2 separate regions of the Mus musculus genome follow, and region 1 is linked to region 2. Evidence: chromatin loops called from intact Hi-C (ENCODE). Cell type or tissue: gastrocnemius. All regions are shown on one strand. Links, peaks and the distances in the headings refer to the core of each region. The heading gives the core; the rest is flanking DNA. Region 1 overlaps Gm973 (predicted gene 973). Region 2 overlaps Cdk15 (cyclin-dependent kinase 15).

The links. A loop is a pair of places that touch in the nucleus more often than their neighbours do. Peaks named below come from ENCODE experiments on the same cell type or tissue, not always from the same donor. Only the 100,000 strongest peaks of a DNase experiment are listed, where the experiment ranks them.
Region 1: a loop joins it to region 2, with 3 times the contacts of the local background. A loop is called at or near these places in 25 of 42 quality-filtered maps.

What each region holds. Positions count from the first base shown.
Region 1 is chr1:59,583,252-59,586,172 of GRCm38, forward strand. All of the region lies in intron 10 of Gm973 (predicted gene 973), which reads left to right. Among named protein-coding and RNA genes, the nearest start is that of Gm39648, 11 kb to the right of the region's middle. In gastrocnemius, for the core only: a CTCF peak has its summit at 1,587 (motif pointing left); a DNase peak (open chromatin) is centred at 1,585; H3K4me3 peaks cover 323 bases; H3K27ac peaks cover 729 bases.
Region 2 is chr1:59,315,522-59,318,442 of GRCm38, forward strand. All of the region lies in intron 10 of Cdk15 (cyclin-dependent kinase 15), which reads left to right. Among named protein-coding and RNA genes, the nearest start is that of Gm51625, 51 kb to the right of the region's middle. In gastrocnemius, for the core only: a CTCF peak has its summit at 1,400 (motif pointing right); DNase peaks (open chromatin) are centred at 651 and 1,247; H3K4me3 peaks cover 568 bases; H3K27ac peaks cover 824 bases.

The DNA of each region.
Region 1 (2,921 bases), core at 260-2,759, 270 kb after region 2:
GATGTGTGCAGACTTTTTGATAAGCGGTCCTCTGTCTGAAGCTCTGAGGGTGACAGTGTCTTCAGTCTCTCAAGAGAAGCTAGTAGGGAATTCCTAGAGCTGGATCCAGGGACTGGGAACTCCTGAGGCAGATGCTATACCACTGCTCCAGGGGTTGCCTAGGTCCCTCCGCTCTCAGACAGCCTCCAGGGCAGGCTCGCCAAGCCTCTTATCTCCAACTTCTTGCTGCTTCTGGCCTTCCCTCTTTTCCCCAGCACTTCCTTACAATCAGAGCAGAAATGAGTCTGTTTGCACAATATTTGAACTGACCTTTCAGGTTAAAACACCAGGCCCAAGTCAGGCCTCCATTGAAGAAAAGCATATCTAAGCCACTTCTCCACTACTGAAGAACCTCAGAAACAACACAGACACACACATACTATGTGTGTCTGTCTGTCTGTCTGTGTGTGTGTTTGTGTGTGTGTGTGTGTGTGGTTTGCCTCCATTGAAGACACTTTTCATAAAGGATCCGAAGACCTTAAGTAATAACAATAGCAATAATAATTACAGAGTTGTGACTAAGAAAATACAATATATTTTGGAAATCCCATAGCTCCAAAGGCCATACCAATACTCCCTGCATGGTCCAAACTCATGTATCCCTATGGCTCTACTGGAGGACCCTTCAAAGAGTGACCCAGCCATGACAAGTTAACTATAGACTAAATTATGAACTTTGCAGTCAGACTGAACTTTGGATCTTAAGCTCCAAGCCTGGTTCATCTGCAAGGCCTTGGTAAGTTCACAAACTCTGGAAATATCTTGTACCTCCTTTGCAAATGGAGAAAGGTTCCCATCTGAGCTTCTTGGTTGGTTGGTGTTACCATAGCCTGCCTGCCTTTGAAAAGGAACCCCGAGGGGAAAAGCCTTATGAGGAAAAGTCTAGGGAGCCCCACCAGTCCCCAAGCCAGGAAAAATGGGGTGTAGGGTACAAAGGACTTCCTCCTGCCTCTCTCACCCCTCCCCCTTCTTGAGGCTCAGGGCACTTTATTAGGTTAATCACTGCCTCGGATTTTAACTACTTCCTCAACCTACTCCACATAAATGACTAATTTTATGTTTACCATAAAGCATCTGGAAAGGCTTTAGAAACAAATTTCTACCCAACAGACTTCAGTTTACCCACCTTGATGGGCCACTGGCCCAACCAGTGGCCTCCCTGCCTCTCTAGGACCTAGGACCTTTCTTGCTCTGAAGCACAAAGCAGGCTTGCAGCAACAGTAGTAGCAGCAGCAATTAAGCCCGTCTTTCTTTTCTTTTAATCCCTACTGACTCAGCTCGTCCCTCCATCCTTTAGGGTCTGGTCATGTAAGGTCACTCACACATAATACATTTGTCTAGTTTTGTTGTTGGTGGTGGAGGTTTGGTTTGGTTTGGCTTGGTTTGGTTTAAGTCACAGTGAGAATCCCAAAGGTGGAACCTTTTGGAAACAACAGACCTTTGAGAAGTCACATACCTAGGCTGGGAAGTATGAGGGAAAGAAAGTCTGGTATTGCTGTCCAAGTTCAGCTCTGGGGTCCGGAGGCTGCCCCCGTGCGCCCCCTCCCGGTAGTACTGAAAACCTCTGCTCTGAGTCTTCAGTGGCCGCGTCGCTAAGGCCAAAGCCGAAAGGGTGAGGGGCTCTAGCCTCCCAGTTCCACTTTCAAGTAAAGGCCCTTAGGCACCCCTTCTACACCTAGCCGGAGGTTCCGGGCCTCAGAGCCAAGTCCATCAGTTTAAAAAAAAAAAAAAAAAAAGCGCCGCAGCTGCCATCAGCAACTTCCTTGGAGTTAGAAGTGGGGAGAAGTCAGAGAAATAGGGGGAAGAAGACTACAAGGGGAGTTGCGTGGAGATGAAAAGAGCGATGAAAAAAGAGAAAGAAGACAAGCAGACGTGTTTCAACTCCAAGCTCCCATTTCCCCTTTCAAATGAACGGCCTCCCCACTGTGAGCAGAATCAAGTATTTATGAAGGCATTTTTTGCATATTAATAGCTGCGCAGGGATGGGGCCCTGCCAGCGCTTAAGTCCTAAAGGTATGGTGCCCTTTTGAAAATACAGGTCTTTCCAGCCCCTCATAGAATTTGGTTTTCTCCTTCAGATTTATTTCCCCCTCTGCCTTGTGGGTCCTCCTGGGGCCCTACAACTGATTAAGAGAAATTAGTTTCTGGGCTGCCTTCAGAGTCCAGGACTGCTCTTCCCTCTGCGGGTCGCTGACATCAATCGCAGGCTCTCGCCTTTCCTCTTCCCCAAGGCCTCTGGGGAGAGGCTTGAGGTTGGGTGAGGTGCCCAGCACCTAAAAAGAATCTTAAAATTGTAAATGGAAGTTTCAGAAGGAGATATTAATACATCCGTGCAGTGAGAGAGGAGAAAGTAAAAAAGAAAAATATGCAATCATTTCATTAACGTTAATAATACTGTCGATCCTCGGTGAGGATTGCATTTCATTTTTAAAAAGAAAACATAGAGAGTTAGAAACATAATCAAAAGACCAAATCATATTAAAATAATAGTAGTAGGCAAGAATATGAGCTATAGTTTAGTGGCAGGGCTTGACTACCATAGGCAAGGCCCTGGGTCTGATCCGGAATACTCTTATACACACACACACACACACACACACACACACACACACACACGCACACGCATACGCGCGCACACACACACACACACACACGCACACGCATACGCGCGCACACACACACACACACACACACAGAGGCACAGATGACTAGGGCTTGGGGCTGTAGTTCAGCTGGTTGAGGTCTATCTTAGAATGCACATGGCCCTGCATTCTATCCCTGGGACCACATAAAACCCAGGCACGGTCACACACCTGCAATATCAGCCCTCGGAAAGAAAGGCTCAGAAAGTCAAAATCATCCGAGGCAACCTGAGATCTGTG
Region 2 (2,921 bases), core at 211-2,710:
AGAGACAGTAGTGTGAATTTGAGCAACAGAAGCCTTTAGATGTTTTTACAAAGTTCCCCCAGCCTTGGTACCTCCTCCCTCCATTCACAAGAAAATGCACTCAGAGTCATTGGAACCTCAGGCATTCTGAGGCCAACTAAACAGAGGCTATGCCCACCCACACAGTGCGGGTTTCCCTATCCAGACAGAAAGCCTACCAGAGAAGAGAAACAGACTCAGTTGAGACAATGTAACAACTGCTGTGGTGTTTGTCCTAAGCCCTTGAAGGGCATTAAAATATAGTTCATTCTGAGAGAAAATGAAATGGTAGCATTCATGCTTTTGATCACGATATATATATATATATATATATATATATATATATATATATATATATATATATATATATATATATATATATATATATTTAATTTTTCTTTTCCAAGTCCCCTTTTTGTCTAGATTTTCAATGGCAACAGACGACAAGGTCTTACCTTGGAGACCTGTTTGCTTCAAAATCACATAGGGCTTTTCAGGGAATCAGCTAAATATTTAGACGTGTCTCTGTTAACATATACGGAGGCCTGCTTCTCTGGAGGCAGTCCAGGCACCGTCTCATTAGATGCAAAGATCTTGTGATAAAGAGGAACTTTTTCTTCTGCCCACATGATCACAGCGCAGTTGTGGTTTTTAATGTGTCACTGACTGTTCGGTCCAGCCCTGTTTGCTCCCCTGAAAGGGTCTGCCGGGCTCTGTTTGCTTCCTTAAACACAGTTTTTGAAAGCTCTCACGCTGGGTGAGCTCAAATCCTAGCATTAAGGTACTGCTGAGTTCATTTCACCACGCTCAAAAGCGCTGAGTTTAAATCCCTCTCAATTCCATTTGAGGCACCAGAAGACTTTATCCTTCTTCACTAATGGTTCCAAGTTTACATCTAGATACTGGGGGTCAAGGACAGGAGAGGATTTAGAAATAACAGTGCGTGACATTAGTCAATGCATTTGCCAAATTGGCAATTAGTTCCTGATGTGCGTGCAAAGCACTTTACTCCTGTCTCTTTGATGCCTGTTCCCATAGAGAAGGGAGCAGCATCCACTGAGGCTGTTAGGACTTTTAAAGAAATATCTGCTGAAAAGCACGCCTGATTTCCTCATGAGCTCAGCCACAGGGAAGCATCCGGGATTAGGCTGGTTTTCAGTTCCAGGAAAGAGCACCTCATCTGGGGAGTTTTTTCACTGGGGGAACTTAGTGGAAGTCAAAAAGGCAAAAAAAAAAAAAAAAAAAAAAAAAGCTGCACGCAGAAAAAGCCCAGAGGCACAGGCACCGGAATCCATCTGTGCCCTTGCCCACACCCTGTTGTGTTTTGTTTTTTTGATTTTTTTTTTTTGGTATGCTTGCTTTTGCAACTTTTAACCACTAGGTGGAAGCAAGAAATAACTGGGAAGGACAGCAGCAATCTAGTCAGATGGTGGAGCTTCACTCCTGAATTCTCCTTCTGACTGTAAAACCACTTTAAGATGTTCCCTGCATGTATATGATCTCAGGGCTGATTGTACATACAGGTAACATTAAATGGACTAAGCATGTTGTATTTATGTATTTAGGGATAGATCTTGAATTTGAGAGAGGGAGAGGGAGAAAGAGAGGAAGAAGGAGAAGGAGAGGGAGAGGGAGGCATGGGGAGATACATGTACAAAGTTGGAAGGAGGAAAGGGAGGAGGGGAATTATGTAATTATCATTTCATATATATGGTATAGATATAGATATGTATGTATATATATGGCATATATATGGCATATATATGGCATATATATGTATGTATGTATATATATATATATGTATGTATGTGTATATATATATATGTATACATATATATATAACAGTGTAAGAGCTGTGGGAGTCATGCAGGAGACAAATACTGGACTGAAAATCATCCTCTCCCCAAAAGGGATAAAAAACCATTAATGTGTTGGTTCAGAGAACTCTGAGCAAATCGCAGAATCCAGGCTAACACTGCCTCTGCTCTGGTGTCAGCTGCAGCCATGAGTAACTTGCTGAGAGAGAGAGATTTCCTGGGCTGAACTCAGAGGGAGGGAGCTACCTTCTGAGTGGAAAGTCCAAGTTCCTCCATTTATTGTCTGGGAGAACTTGAGGGAGTTTTTTACTTTCAGTTCTCTGAGCCATAAAATGGGAGCTAGCCTATCATTTAAAACATATTCCCTGTGTACCAGGAAGTATACATAAGTATATGCACAATATGTAATGATACATATATACAGTATACTACATATTATATATAATATTTATTGCACATAATTGCTAATCTCTACTGCTACTTGCCTGGGTCAGTGTTGGAGGACAGGTGAGGACATGCTTTCCCAGGCTCACAGAGAGACGTTTCCTGACTGAAAAGGACGGGAGTCAGTATCCAGCTTTGCTCTATTTCTCTTTATCATATTGTTTCCCTGAATCTTTTTACAGCACAGTACTGAAAAATTATCATTGAACTGTATCTGCCACAGAGCCTAGCTTCTCAGAAAAGCCCCACCAAAGCTATGCTTCCATTCTTGTTGCCACAGTGTTCGAGGCCAGCTGCTCAGTGACCCACCATGGTATAGCTACCACGACGGGTGTTGAAGAACACACTGTCTCTTTTCTTTATAGTTAGAACCTTGGGGATCCTGGCCTCTTTCAGGAAGCCCAGCGTACCTTGAGGCACCACAACTGACTTTTAGTTTGCCTTGCGTGGGCCCAAACGTTGTCTGGATTCCCACATCGTTAAAGTTGATGTTCAGGTTTTTAAGCACCTACCTATGTGTGTCTGAGTGCCTGTTAAGCCTGTACCTGTCCGTTCCCCACATCTAAACTGCCATCATATGCCTACCCACCTTGTGCCTGCAGAGCCTTCCCTAGAAGAACCCTCATTACTCGCCTGCCAGGA